2 separate regions of the Homo sapiens genome follow, and region 1 is linked to region 2. The links are chromatin contacts, found by Hi-C or POLR2A ChIA-PET in ENCODE. All regions are on one chromosome and are shown on one strand. Each heading gives the region's core, a stretch centred on a gene start or an enhancer-like site at or near the end of the contact. The rest is flanking DNA. Distances are from core to core; before and after follow the strand shown. Region 1 holds the start of SLC17A7 (solute carrier family 17 member 7). Region 2 holds the start of BAX (BCL2 associated X, apoptosis regulator).

Region 1 (6,900 bases), core at 2,373-4,872, 490 kb before region 2:
TCCCGAGTTCAAGTGATGGTTGCACCTCAGCCTCCCAAGTAGCTGTGACTACAGGTGCCACCATGCCCAGCTAATTTTTAAATATTTTTTATAGAGACGGGGTCTCCATCTGTTGCCCAGGCTGGTCTCGAACTCCTGAGCTCAAGTGATCAGCCCTCCTCAGCCTCTCAAAGTGCTGGGATTACAGGAGCGCCCTGCCTTGATAAATATTTCTTGAGTTAATAAGTGATTGTTGAGGCCGGGCACAGTGGCTCACACCTGTAGTCCCAGAACTTTGGGAGGCCAAGGCGGGCGGATCACCCAAGGTCGGGAGTTTGAGACCAGCCTGACCAACATGGAGAAACCCCGTCTCTTACTAAAAATACAAAATTAGCCTGGCGTGGTGGCAAGCGCCTATAATCCCAGCTACTAGGGAGGCTGAGGCAGGAGAATTGCTTGAACCCAGGAGGCGGAGGTTGCTGTGAGCCCAGATGGCGCCATTGCACTCCAGCCTGGGCAACAAGAACGAAACTCCATCTCAAAAAAAAAAAAAAAAAAAAAAAAGTGATGGTCTATACCCTCCTCTTCTTTAGTGAATCCTAGGATCATCAGTAGATGGAGGAACTTCAGTGGTAAATGCTCAAAGCACAATGTGAGTTAGTGGGGCATGGTGGTGCACACCTGTTGTCCTCAGCTACTCGGGAGGCTGAGGTGGGAGCCCAGGGAGGTTAAGACTGCAGTGAGCTGCCCCTGGGCGACAGAGTGAGACCCTGTCTCAAAAAGGAAGGAAGGGAGGAAGGAAAGGAGGAAGGAAGGAAAGAAGGAAGAAAGAAGGAAAAAGAAGAGAAAGAAAAAGGAAGGAGGAAGGGGAAAGGAAGGAAGACAGAGAAAGAAGGAATGAAGGAAGGAAAGAAAAAAGAAGAGAAAGAAAAAGGAAGGAGGAAGGGGAAAGGAAGGAAGACAGAGAAAGAAGGAATGAAGGAAGGAAAGAAAAAAAGAAAAAGGAAGGAGGAAGGGGAAAGGAAGGAAGACAGAGAAAGAAGGAATGAAGGAAGGAAAGAAAAAAGAAGAGAAAGAAGAGGAAGGAAGGAAAGAAAAGGCAGGCAGGCAAGCACAATGTGTCTGCAATGGGGTGAATTGTGAGGGAGGGGGAGAAAAGACGGGGAAGAGGTCAGGGTGGGAGTGACTTCAGGTAGGGTCTTTCCGGCCGCGGAACGGATGAGCGAACGTGGGCGCCGTGTCCACCAGAGGGCGCAACCTTTCCCTGCCCATCGTCTCAGAGAACTACATCTCCCAGCGGCCCTCGGAGTGCGCGGCCCTTCTCAAACGAGCGCTGAGGCTCAGAGGCCGCTGGGACTTGTGGTTGGGACGGTGAGCCGCTGGAGGGGGCCGAGTAACTCATTCCCAGGTCCTGAAAAAGTGTGCGGCTGAGTCCTTTCCTCCTTCCTCGGTTTCCATGGCGATGGTTTCGGCAAAGGCCCAAGTTTTGGCAGCGGCGGGGCCCGCTTCCCACTCCCTCCTCTTCACCATCTGCTCCACCCTCACACCTGGCCCCAAGCCGCAACCACCGCCTCCGCACCCGGGCCGGGGACTCTGCAGCCACTGGGTGGCGCGTGTGAGCGGCTCCCGCGCTGCTACTTCAGCCCCACGAGTCCCAGTTCCTACCTCCCTCCTGCCTCAGACCCGCAGCGTCCTCCGTTCTGGGGTCCCAGGGGTTTCTCAAAGCTGTGAGACCCAGAGACACAGCCAGTCAAGGCTGGAAGCGAGAGGCTGCGGCGGTCAGTGGCTTCCCGGCCACCCCGTCCTTGGCGCCCGCCCGACGCGCCGTCTGCTCCTCCCACCCCACCGCGGGCCGCATCATGAAAATTTAATACCAAATGCATTTGCGGCCCGACGCGGGGAGGTAGTGGGGAAAGGATCACCCTCCTGGGGCCTGGATCTGGAGGTGGACTCAGCGCCGGGAGATGGGCTGGTCTGAGGACAGGAGCGGGGCGGGACCCTGTCTGCGGGCCCAGGACAGGGAAGGGCCGGGCTCTACCCAACGGGGCGGCGCTGGAATTCCGGCGTGGAGACAGAGTTCGGTGGGCGGGGACAGATTCCGGGGGTGGGAGCAGGACTGGGAGGGCAGGGACAGATCCCAGAGGCGGAGGCGGTGGGCGGGGGACAGATCCCATGGGGCAGGGGCAAGACTGGGAGGGCGGGGACAGATCTCAGGGGCGGAGGCCAGAGCTCGGTGGGCGGGGTCAGATTCCGGGGGCGGAGGCAGGACTGGGAGGTCGAGGACAGATCCCAGTGGCGAGGGTCAGAAGTCGGAGGGCGGGGACAGATCCCATGGGGCCGGGGCAAGACTGGGAGGGTAGGGAGAGATCCAGGGGGCGGGGAGAACTGGGTGGGCGGGGACAGATCCCATGGGGCAGGGGTAGAACACAGAGGGCGGGGACAGATCCCAGGGACGGAGGCCAGAACTCGGTGGGTGGGGACAGATTCCAGGGGGCAGAGATAGATCCTGTGGGGAAGGGGTAGAACTCAGATGGCAGGAACAGATTCCAGGGGGCAAGGACAGAACTGAGAGGGCGGGAACAGAGCCAGGGACAGATCCTAGGAGAAGGGGACACAACTCCAACGGTGGGGAGAGAACTCAGAGGGCGGGGGCAGAACTCAGGTCAGCGACAGATCCTAGGGGAGGAGACAAATTCAGAGGGCGGGTGAGGATGCCAGGGGGTGCGGATCACAATTTAGGGGGCGGGACAGATCTCAGGGGGTGGAGACAGAACTCAAATAGAGGAATGGATCCCCCGGAGCTAGGGAAGAACTCAGAGCGCGGACAGATCCCAGAGGAGCAGAGAAATAACACAATGGGGAGACTATGGGGTCGCAGCTGGCACTGGCGGGGTGTGTGAAATATAACTGTGGGGGGCGGAAGCCAGAGGGAAGAAAATCGGGGTTAGGGAATGAAACTCAGGGAGAGAAGCAACAGGGAGGAGAGAGACGCCGGAGGGAGAATAGAGCTGGAGGAGTATGGGATTCAAAGGGGAAAGATGGAAACTAAGGAGGAGATGGAGCTCAAGGGTGAAGAACCCGGGTGGCGAAAGGGACTAGAGGGGGACGACAGGTGGATCGAAGTAGGCGTTGGACTTGAGGGGAAAGAATTTCCCTTGAATGAGAAAACAAAGAACTCCCTGGATGAGACTATTGGAACTGGGGACGAGGTGGGATGGGGATGGAATTGCGGGGTGGGGGCGGGGAGGAGTGAAGGAACTGGAGGATGAACGCAGAGGGAAAGTCAGAGAAGACAGGATTGTAAGGGACGCAATTAGGGGGAACAGAAGTCGGGGAGAGAAATGATGGGGATGAGAACTCAGGAGAGGAGAGAAAATCTGGGTAGGAGCCAGGGGTGATGGAACAGGGATAGGGGGAGTAGCCTGGGGAAGGAACAGAATTGGGGGGCGTGAACTCGGAGGCGTGAGTTCAGAACCCACAGGCGTGGTCTTGGAAGGCTCAGGAGGGGACAGGACGAGGATGAAAGGGCTGCGAGAGGGGGCGGGTCTGACAGACGAGGGGAGGGGCCTGGTGGGGCCGGGGCGGGGCCTCCCGCGCCCCGCCCCCGGCGCTGAGTCCTGTGACAGCCCCCGGGCCGCCTGCACTTGCAGCCTCCTTCCCCCCGAGCGGAGCTGCGGGGCCGGCCGGGCCGGGGCTGGACCCCGGGAACCCGGACGCGGCCGCCCGGGCCCGCGGGCGGGGGGATCGGCGGGGGGGACCCGCGGGGTGACCGGCGGCAGGAGCCGCCACCATGGAGTTCCGCCAGGAGGAGTTTCGGAAGCTAGCGGGTCGTGCTCTCGGGAAGCTGCACCGGTGAGCCTGGCGGGGGTCCCGGGAGAAGAGTGGGAGGATCTGAGGAGGATGCTAATTCCCACCTGGGCGCAGACTGACAGATGAACGGGCGATACCCCGGCATGGGGGTCCACCCATCTGTCCAGTTTTCTGCCGTGGGCTCCGACGGCGCTGTTCTCCCTGGTCGAGCCTTGTCCATTATCCTGTTCCTTTTTCTGCACCCCACCCCACCCGGCTCCACTCTCTCTGGTGCTGTAAATGCCTCTCTCCCGGGTCTCTGGCTCCTCCCCCACCACTTCTGGGTCTCTGTCCCCGTCTCTTTCTGGATGTCTCTGCCCCTTTTCTCTCTGGGTCTCCGTCTCCCTCTTTTTCCAGATCTCGGCTCCCTTCTCTCTGGGCCCCTCCTTCTCCCTAGATCTCTGCCTCCGCTTCTTTGCGTCTCTGTGCCCCTCTCTCTGGTTCTCTGGCCATTGCTCTCACTGGATCTCTATCAACTCCTGACTCAGAGTCTCTGTCCCCCTCTTTCTGGGTCTCTCCTCTTCCCTGGATCTCTGGTCCCCACTTCTCTGGGTCCCTGTCCCCGTCTCTGTGTTTTAATTCTCCCACCATGGGTCTCTCCGTCTCTCTGTGTCTTTTTCCGTTTCTGTCTGGCATGGAGTTTAATCTGCAGCTAAAGCGGATTGGGGCTCATAGCCCGTTGTCCTTGAGGGGGTGAGGCTGGGTGGAAGAAGTCACAGCACCCTGGGTCCCTGGGAGAGAAAGGAGTTAGAGGCCAAAAATTTCGGCTCCTGGGGTAGGACAGCCTTCCCAAAGGATACAGGCTGGGGCTGACAGGGACTCCCTCCCAACCAGGTTGATGACCCCAGTGAACCGAGTGTCCCTCAGGATAATCTGGACACCTCCCCACAGGCTCTCACCCCCAACCCCAGCTTTGGCTCTAAGTCAGATAAATTACTCAGCTGCGGAAAAGCCTAAAAATATATCTGGCCACAGTGCACGAAGGAGATGGCCTCATCAGCACCATGCCCCTGCCGCCGTGCCCTCAGGCCCTGTCCCCTTGGCCCACAGCCCTGACCCTGTGTTTCGCTGAGCTTCAGTCCACCTCGCTAGGCCATGGGGGTCCTTTGCTAAGTCTAACATCAGTCTTGCTTGCTGCAGATCACCTCTTAGCTCCAAAGTTACCCCACCCTCTAGTAACATGAGAGACAAGAATAAGGCTGGACAGAAGTGGGGGGAGGTGGGCAGGAGGATGGTGCAGTGACGGAGGTTGGTGGTGGAGGGGAAGCTGAGATAACCTCACCCCTTCTTTTTCCAATTTTCCAGCCCCTCCCCACCCTTTTTCTCGCCTCCTTTCACGAGTTTCTCAAAATACATCAGTGTGAAGTCAGGAGAATGAGAGAGAGAGAAAGAGACGTGCTGGTGGAGGGGGCTGGGGGGTGGCAGCGGGAGGGATGTATTCCTCAGGCCCCTCCCTCAGTCTCTGCCTCTGTTTCTCATCTGTGCTAGGGTTTCTCACAGTCAATCTCTCTGGCTCTCACTCTCTGAGTTACCTCTTGGGTCCCCAGAGACCCCCGGGCTCTGGCCAGGACCATCAGCAGGGAGTTTGTGCAGAGAAAAGCATTTGCTTCCAATGCCTGGGGTTTGCTCTGATGGTTGGAGGGAGAGGGGAATACCCCATATTAGAGACAACAGGTTGATCTCATTTAATCCTCTAGACAAAGATGGGGAAACTGAGGCTCCATTCTGGGGTTGGGGAGATCAGTGGATGAGTATGAGCCCCATGATTTGAACCCAGGTCAGTCTCCCTCCCAAGCCTAGAACAGAGCTCTTCCTTGAGAAGAGTGATGCCACAGCTGGTGGGGAGCTTCCTTGCACCCAGGGTGACTTGGAACAAGGACATGGGGGAATGGGATGCCAGAGAGATGAGAACCCAAGGTGCCTCCTTTCTGAGAGCCAGGTCTTGGGCAGGGGGATGCCGAGGGCCAGTAAGGGATCAGGTCCCATTGCTGTTCTTGTCTGTGACCTTGGAGTGCCACTTCAGCTCCCCGAGCCTCAGTTTCCTTAGTTGTACAATGGGAAGAGAAGAGAGAGCAGAGGGACATAAGGAGACAAAGACGTGGGGGAGTGGACAGAGATCCTGAGAGAAGCAGAGAGAGAGAGAGGGAGAGACAGAGAAGTTGAGACATCTCAATTTGGGGTAATGGCCTCCTAAGTGTTGTTTTTCCTCATCGCCAAGTCCCCAGGCCTGAGTTTGGGGTATCCAGGGAGGGGAGGGGGATTTACATCTAGGGTCTCCCTTCTCTGTCCTTGTCCCCTGCAAAGCATCAGGGCCACCTTCATCTCTGTGTCCTTGGTCCTCTTGCTCTAAAATGATTGATATCACCTTGAAGTTCCCTCTTTATTCTCTTGCATTTTTGCCCTTGTCCCATTTTATAGATGTGGGATACTGAGACCCCCTGTTTAGACAGCCTTGATTAGAGATCTGACATCTCCTCATATTAACAAGGAATCTCACATCAGGGGCTGCAATCACATCTTGAGTTTCAGGGTCAAATATCATCCGATGTCAACCTGGGTCAGTCTAATCTCTTTGGGTGATGGGTTCTGATGGGTGGGGGGAGTTACTGCCATCCTGTACTATTCGTCCTAGTGGCTTCAATCCCCCCTATCTCTGGCTCTCTGTCTTCTTCCTCTTGGGGTCTCATTCCTACTCCTTCTGGGTTCTGTCCACTCCCTGGCTTCTCCCACCCCTGTTTCTTAACTGCCCCTCCCCACCTCCTTAAGTTCTAGGATGGGGAGGGGTTGCTGTGTTCTCACAGCTCTTCCACCTCCCTCCCCCTGGACCGTCTGGCTGTTCCTTCCTCCCCCGTCCCAGTCTCCCTCGCCTCCATCTGTTCCAGCCCCTTCCTGGGATCCAGCCCGATCCCCTGGCTGCCTACCCACCTCAGAGAGGGGCTGCACCTCACAAATCACGTCCCCAGCCTGTCTATCCTCCGTCTCCCAGGCTCTCCATCTTTCTCTTGCATTCTGGATCTCTGTTCTCATCTCTCTGCATCTATGTTCTATCTCCTGGGTTTCTGTCCCCGCCTC
Region 2 (7,490 bases), core at 3,736-6,235:
CAACATGCCTGGCTAATTTTTTTTTTTTTTTTTGAGATAGAGTTTTGATCTTGTTGCCCAGGCTGGAGTACAATAGTGCAGTCTCGGCTCATTGCAACCTCCGCCTCCCAGATTTAAGTGATCCTCCTGCCTGAGCCTCCTAAGCAGCTGGTATTACAGGCATCCGCCACCACACCGGGCTATTTTTTTTTTTTTTTTTGAATTTTTAGTGCAGACAAGGTTTCACCATGTTGGTCAGGCTGGTCTCAAACTCCTGGCCTTAGGTGATCCGCATGCCTCAGCCTCCCAAAGTGCCGGGATTACAGGTGTGAGCCACCATGCCCAGCCCCATTTTTTTTTTTTTTTTTAATTTTTTAAATTCCCATCAAATTCTTCCTGCCTCGGGACTTCTTCATGTACTCCTGTTTCCGCCTAAACAGGCCTCGACGAAGCAAATTCTTACCCTTCAGCTCTCAGGGCAAATGTCACTTCCCCAGAGAGGACTTTTCTTTTTTTTTTTTTTTTTTTTTTGAGACGGAGTCTCACTCTGTCGCTCCAGGCTGGAGTGCAGTGGTGCAATCTCAGCTCACTGCAAACTCCGCCTCCCAGTTCACGCCATTCTTCTGCCTCAGCCTCCCGAGTAGCTGGGACTACAAGTGCCCACCACCATGCCCGGCTAATTTTTTGTATTTTTAGTAGAGACGGGGTTTCACCATGTTAGCCAGGATGGTCTCGATCTCCTGACCTCATGATCCCCCTGCCTCGGCCTCCCAAAGTGCTGGGATTACAGGCGTGAGCCACCACGCCCAGCCAGAGAGGACTTTTCTGGACCAGAGAAGATCAACCCCTGACCATGGACCCCGACCTGCTCTCCCAACTCCCAAGACTTCTCCTGCAGCCTTTATCTGGCCACTTCTATTCTATCATCCCCGCTCTGTAGGTGGTGCCACCATCACCTGCACTGCTATTCCCCTCATCTCGGACGTTCAGGCCCCATCAGCTCAATCTTGAAAACACATCAAGAAATATCCCTCTCAGCTGAGCACGGTGGCTCACGCCTGTAATCCCAGCACTTTGGGAGACCGAGGCAGGCGGATCACCTGAGGTAAGGAGTTCGAGACCAGCCTGGCCAACATGGTGAAACCCCATCTCTACTAAAAATGCAAAAATTAGCTGGGTGTGGTGGCGGACGCCTGTAATCCCAAGCTACTCGGGAGACTGAGGCAAGAGAATCGCTTAAACCCAGGAGGTGGAGGTTGCAGTGAGCTGAGATCGCGCCACTGCACTCCAGCCTGGGTGCAACCGAGAGAGACTCCGTCTCAGGAAAAAAAAAAAAGAAAGAAAGAAAGAAATATCCCTCCCATTTGCTGGTGTGGTGGGGAGAGCCTGTAATCCCAGCTTCTCAGGAGGCTGAGGTAGAATTGCTTGAACCCAGGAGGTGGAGACTGCAGTGAGCCAAGGTCATGCCACTGCATTCCAGCCTTGGTAACAGAGCGAGACCCTGTATCAAAAAAAAAAAAAAAAAAAAAAAAAAATCTTCCAAAAAGAAATATCCCTCCCTGTTGGAGACCAGCCTGGACAACATAGCGAGACCCCGTCTCTATAGAAAAAGACTAATGCAACAGTTAGTGGGGCGTGGTGGCATGCTCCTGTAGTCTCAGCTACTCTGGAGACTGAGGCGAGAGAACTGCTTGACCCCAGCGGTTTGAGGCTGCAGTGAGCTATGATCACTACTGCACTCCAGCCTGGCCAACAGAGCAAGACCCTACCTCTTAAAAAAAAAAATGCCCCCCCCGCACCTCTGCTGCTACCACCAGGGCTTGTCATCTTTCAGCAAGACTATGACAGGTGCCACCTCTCCAGGATCCTCGCTTCTGCCCTTGTGCCTCATGATCTCTTTTGGCCAACAACAGCCAGGAGCATTTCACCACCACCCCCACCACATTTTCTTATGAGAATCTTCATAATGAAAAGTTAAAAGAATTTCACAGTTAAAAGCCATATAGCCGCCACCTATAATTAGATTCTACAATTAACATTTTGCTATACAGACAGTCCCCAACTTATGACGGTTTGACTTACAATTTTGACCTTACTATGGGTTTATCGGGGCATTGAATGCATTTTCAACTTATGTTATTTTCAATTTATGATGGGATTACTAGGATGTAACACCATTGCAAGTCAAGGGGCATCTATACTTGCTAGAATAATCTCTTAAAGTTATAAATCAGGTCTTGTCGCTTCCGTATTTAAAACCAGCCAATCACTCCCATCACACTCAGAGTAAAGTTAAAGTCTTTCCAGGCTGGGTGCAGTGGTTCACGCCTGTAATCCCAGCACTTTGGGAGGCCAAGGTGGGCGGATCACTTGAGGCCAGGAGTTTGAGACCAGCCTGGCCAACATGGCGAAACTCCGTCTCTACTAAAAATACAAAAACTAGCCAGGCATGGTGGTGTGTGCCTGTAATTCTAGCTACTTGGGAGGCTAAAGCATGAGAGTCACTTGAACCCGGGAGGCAGAGGTTGCAGTGAGCCGAGATGGCGCCATTGCACTCCAGCCTGGGCAACAAAGTGAGACTCTGTCTCAAAAAAAAAAAAAAAAAAAAAAAAAAAGAAAAGAAAAAGTCTTTCCAGCAGCCCGAAAAACTCCACACAATCTGCCCCTGCCCAACTGTGCCTTCCTTTCCCACCCTCTCCCCAGTTCACTCTGTTCCAACAGCACTGGCCTCCTCCCTACTGTCAAAAGATGAGGCTTGGTCCTACCTCAGGGCCTTTGCACTTGCTGTTCCCTCTACCAGATGCCTCTTCCCCCCGATCACTATAGATCACTGCATGCTTCTTATCATTCTAGCTTTGGCTTTAATGTCACCTGCTCTTTGATGTCACCTGCCCTTAGAAGTCTTTCCTGGCTTGTTGCGGTGGCTCATGCCTGTAATCCCAGCACTTTGGGAGGCCAAGGCAGGTGGATCACTTGAGGTCAGGAGTTCAAGACCAGCCTGACCAACATGGTGAAACCCGTCTCTACTAAAAATACAAAAAAAAAAAAAAAAAAAAAAAAAGCCAGGGATAATGGTGCACACCCATAATCCCAGCTACTCAGGAAGCTGAGGCAGGAGAATCGCTTGAACCTGGGAGGCAGAGGTTGCAGTGAACCAAGATCATGCCATTGCACTCAAGCCTGGGCAACAAGAGCAAAACTCCATCTCAAAAAAAAAAAAAAAAAAAATAGAAATCTTTCCTGACCACTCTGCTAAATCACACTGCCCACTTTACTTCACCCCTGCACGTGAACTCCCTGAGAGCAGGGATGTAGCCTGCTTTGTACAGTGCTGTGTCCCAGGTGCCAGGTATAGGCCTGGCACATAGCAGGTCCAGTAAATGCTTGTTGAATGAATAAAAGAAGGAGCAGACACCCAGTGCACAGCCATCTCTCTCCATGCCCTCTGTGGTCACTGGGCCACTGCAGGGGGTTGATACCACGATCCCCAGGTCCTCACAGATCTGAGGGGGAGCATCCCTGGGCTCACTGCCCTGCAGCTGCCCACCTTGAGCACCAGTTTGCTGGCAAAGTAGAAAAGGGCGACAACCCGGCCCCAGTTGAAGTTGCCGTCAGAAAACATGTCAGCTGCCACTCGGAAAAAGACCTCTCGGGGGGAGTCTGTGTCCACGGCGGCAATCATCCTGCAGGAGAGAGGAGAACCAGTGCCGGGGAGCAGGCATCAGGCTGATGGTGGAAAATTCCCGCATCCACCGCACACTAAAGATAAGGAGACTGAGCCCCAAGCCAGGCTGAAATGAAAAGCAACAGGCCAACGGGGGACAAGGGAAGGGGACAAGACAGACATTTAGGAAGGTGGGAAAAATGACTCCCTGAAGGAGGGTTTTAAGATCCTGGCAGAGAGGAGGGCTGGGAGTCCGGAATGTTTGCGCTGAGTTGTGGGGCCCAGACTCCTAGTTCTTAGGGGAGGAGGAGAATGCGGGGCTGAGAGTCCTGTGTCCTGAAGGAGCCCAGTGGCTGGACTTCTGGGTCCTCAGGGGCCCACACCTCTGCAGCTCCATGTTACTGTCCAGTTCGTCCCCGATGCGCTTGAGACACTCGCTCAGCTTCTTGGTGGACGCATCCTGAGGCACCGGGTCCAGGGCCAGCTCGGGTGCCTCCCCCCCCATTCGCCCTGCTCGATCCTGGATGAAACTAGAGTGGGGATGGAGTGAGGGTGCAGAATCAGAACGGGGTGTCACTCCTCAAATCTGTGCCACAATAATCAGACCTCAAACTCACCCCTGAAGCAAAAGGGCCCCTGTCTTCATGATCTGCTCAGAGCTGGTGGGCCCTAGAGGAGAAAGGAAGGGAAGAGGTACCTGGACTCTTGGGTTCTAGGGGATCAGGAGACTGTGGAGACTCACGGCCCCTGAGGGAGGACAGAGCTGGGGACCCTGGACTTCTGGGACCCTAGCAGATAAAGTGACGGGGGGGCCCAGACAACTGAGTCCCTGATGGAGAAAGGCCAGGAGGCTGGGCCTGTATCCTACATTCTCCCCGGGGAAAGAGGCTAGGGGAACGCTATATGCATCCAGACCCCTGGCCTGAGGGGGCAGAGGCGAGACCCGCCCCTCCCACCAGTGCCAGAGGCAGGAAGTGGTGCGGGCGACAAGCCCGGGCCTGCCCGGGGGCTTGGCTTCCGAGATCCCCTGGTTCTCGAGGGTCCGAGAGCGCCAGAGAGGCAGGGATCGGGACACGGGGATCAGAGAGCCAGGAACCTCCGAGGACGGAGGGGACTGGAGGCTGGCAGCGCCCGATCCGGGAGTTTCTGCCCCTCAGTGCTTGGAGATCGCACAGCCCCAGGCCGGTAGGAAGGATCCCGGACGGGCCGGCGAGGGGGCTCGCCCTCCTCCCGCCCGTCTGCCTCCCGCCTCACCCCCGCCTCTGGGCTGCTCCCCGGACCCGTCCATCACCGCCGCTCCCGCCGCCGCCTCTCGCCGGGTCCGCGCGGGCGGCCGCAGCGCGCCCGGGTCACGTGAGAGCCCCGCTGAACGTGCGTCCTTCACGTGGCCGCCCCGCAAAATGGCCGCTGCCCCGCAGCGCCGCCGGGTCACGTGACCGCACCTGCCTCGCTCCCTCGGGAGGTTTGGTCCCGTCACGTGACTGTCCAATGAGCATCTCCCGATAAGTGCCAGCAGTGGCGCCGTCCAACAGCCGTCCGTCCAATCGCAGCTCTAATGCCTTCATTTATCCAGGCACCATTTTTAGAAGTTTCGGGCAGGGTTTGAGCTCTCCCCAGCGCAGAAGGAATTAGCAAGTGCAAAAGCTCAGAGGCCCAAAATAGCATGCTTCCAGGCAGGACGTTATAGATGACTAAAAACTGAGTGGTTTTGTTTTTTGCAGAGACCTGGATCTAGCAATATAGCCCACGCCCAGGCTTGTCTCTAACTTGTGAGCCCAAGAGATAACCCCGTCTCAGCCTTCCAAAGCGCTGGGATTACAGGCATGAGCTACCGCGCCAGGCCTGCTTTTCTGTTTGTTTGTTTTTTCCTGTTTTTTTTTTTTTTTTTTTTGAGACAGGGTCTCACTGTGTTGCCCAGGCTGGAGTGCAGTGGCCCAATCATGGCTCACTGCAGTCTGGAATTCCCGGGCTGAAGCCTCCCACCTCAGCCTCCTGAGTAGCTGGGACTACACCGCCCCTGGTTAATTTTTAAAACTTTTTATGTGGAGATGAGGTCTCTCTATGTTGCCCAGGCTGGTCTCTGAACTCCCAGACTCAAGCGATCCTCGCACCTTGGCCTCCCAAAGTGCTGAGATTACAGGCTTGAGCCACCCCACCCAGTCATGACTCGAATGTTTGTGTTTGTGTAAAAAGAAAAGGAATATGAAGTTTAAAAAGTGGCAGAAACTAATCTGTGCTGATAGATCAGCAGGGTATGGAGGGGAGGGGCCACAAGAGACACTCCCCGGGTGCCCCAAATATGCCATATTTTTATCTGAATGGTGTTTACATGGGTATACACATTATTATTATTATTATTATTATTATTATTATTATTATTTTGAGACGGAGTTTTGCTCTTGTTGCCCAGGATGGAGTGCAATGGCACGATCTCGGCTTACTGCAACCTCTGCCTCCGGGTTCAAGCAATTCTCCTGCCTCAGCCTCCCAAGTAGCTGGAATTGCAGGCATGCGACACCACGCCCAGCTAATTTTGTATTTTTAGTAAAGATGGGGTTTCACTATGTTGGTCAGGCTGGTCTCAAGCTCCTGACCTCAAGTGATCCACCTGCCTCGGCCTCCCAAAGTGCTGGGATTACAGGCGTGAGCCACTGTGCCCGGCCGGGTATACACATATTTACAATTCATTGAGCTGTACACATAAGACTTGTGTGCTTTATGAATATTATGACATGTCACTTTAGACAGAAAATAATAGCAACTAAGGAAAACTCAGAAAAATGAGCTAGGATCAGATGATAAAGGGTTTGGGCCTGTCAGAGAAGGGACTTGATCTATGTCCAGAAGGCCGCTGGGAAGCATGGGGAAATTTTGAGCAGGCAAAGGGCAGAGTCAGACTAGGGTGTCAGGAAGATCTCTTGGACTTCCTTCTTTCTCGAAAAAGCTCCTGGTTGGGCTCAGTGGCTCACTTCTGTAATCCCAGCACTTTGGGAGGCCGAGATGGGTAGATCACCTGAGGTCAGGAGTTTGAGACCAGCCTGGCCAACACGGTGAAACCCTATCCCTACTAAAAATTCTAAATTAGCCAGGTGTGGTGGCAGGCACCTGTAGTCCCAGCTACTCGGGAGCTGAGGCAGGGGAATCGTTTGAATCTGGAGGCAGAGGTTGCAGTGAGCTGAGATCGTGACCTTGCACTCCAGCCTCAGTAACAAGAGGGAAACTCCAACTCAAAAAAAAAAAAAAAAAAAAAAAAAGCTCGCATAGCACCCAGGATGTGTAATGCTTCTCACAGCTGTAAATGTGTGCAGTGTTTTAATTTCATGTTGGTTTTTTTCATCCACCCAAAATTTCCACAAGGTTAATTTGTCCTCAATTCTCCCAGAAACCAGCATGTTACTTGATTCATAGTTATCTCTCAAAATGTGTTATTCAATAACTGTATGATTGAATGTTGGGGAGCATGCAGAAATCAGACATTGTCTGCCTCTGACATTCAGAGAAGACTTCTCAGAGGAGGTATTTCCTCTTGACCTTGAAGGATCAGTTTGTTTTGAAAATTGAAGAAAGGGGCCAGGTGTGATGGCTCATTCCTATAGTCCCAGCACTTTGGGAGGCCAAGGCAGGAGGATCACCTGAAGCCAGGAGTTCAGGACCAGCCTGGGCTGTACCATGGTGAGACCCTGTGTCAACTAAAAAACAAAAGAAAGGAGGGGGGGCCGGGCGTGGTAGCTCACACCTGTAATACCAGCTGTGTGGGAGGCCGAAGTGGGTGTATCATCTGAGGTCAGGAGTTTGTGACCAGCCTAGCCAACATGGCGAAACCCCGTCTCCACTAAAAATACAAAAA

The links. Hi-C counts contacts between places; a loop is a spot of excess contacts on that map. ChIA-PET counts read pairs that join two places held with the same protein, here RNA polymerase II (POLR2A). Pooled maps may share reads with other maps.
Region 1: a pooled map shows a loop between it and region 2 (4-fold over the local background). The contact joins the promoter of SLC17A7 here to the promoter of BAX in region 2. A Hi-C loop is called at or near these places in 1 of 37 single-sample maps with no recorded cell type and 6 of 50 pooled maps. POLR2A ChIA-PET finds 5 or more read pairs at or near these places in 6 of 52 experiments (A549, H1, WTC11 and 3 more).

What each region holds. Positions count from the first base shown.
Region 1 is chr19:49,438,249-49,445,148 of GRCh38, reverse strand. It overlaps SLC17A7 (solute carrier family 17 member 7), which reads left to right and starts at 3,622. Exons shown (of 12, transcript NM_020309.4): 1 at 3,622-3,831. The coding sequence starts at 3,770. RefSeq lists an enhancer at 1,219-1,328.
Region 2 is chr19:48,952,370-48,959,859 of GRCh38, reverse strand. BAX (BCL2 associated X, apoptosis regulator) reads right to left here and starts at 4,985. Exons shown (of 6, transcript NM_138761.4): 1 at 4,898-4,985; 2 at 4,261-4,312; 3 at 4,027-4,173; 4 at 3,527-3,662. The coding sequence starts at 4,931. RefSeq lists enhancers at 4,511-4,720, 4,170-4,737, 4,738-5,306 and a silencer at 4,841-4,990.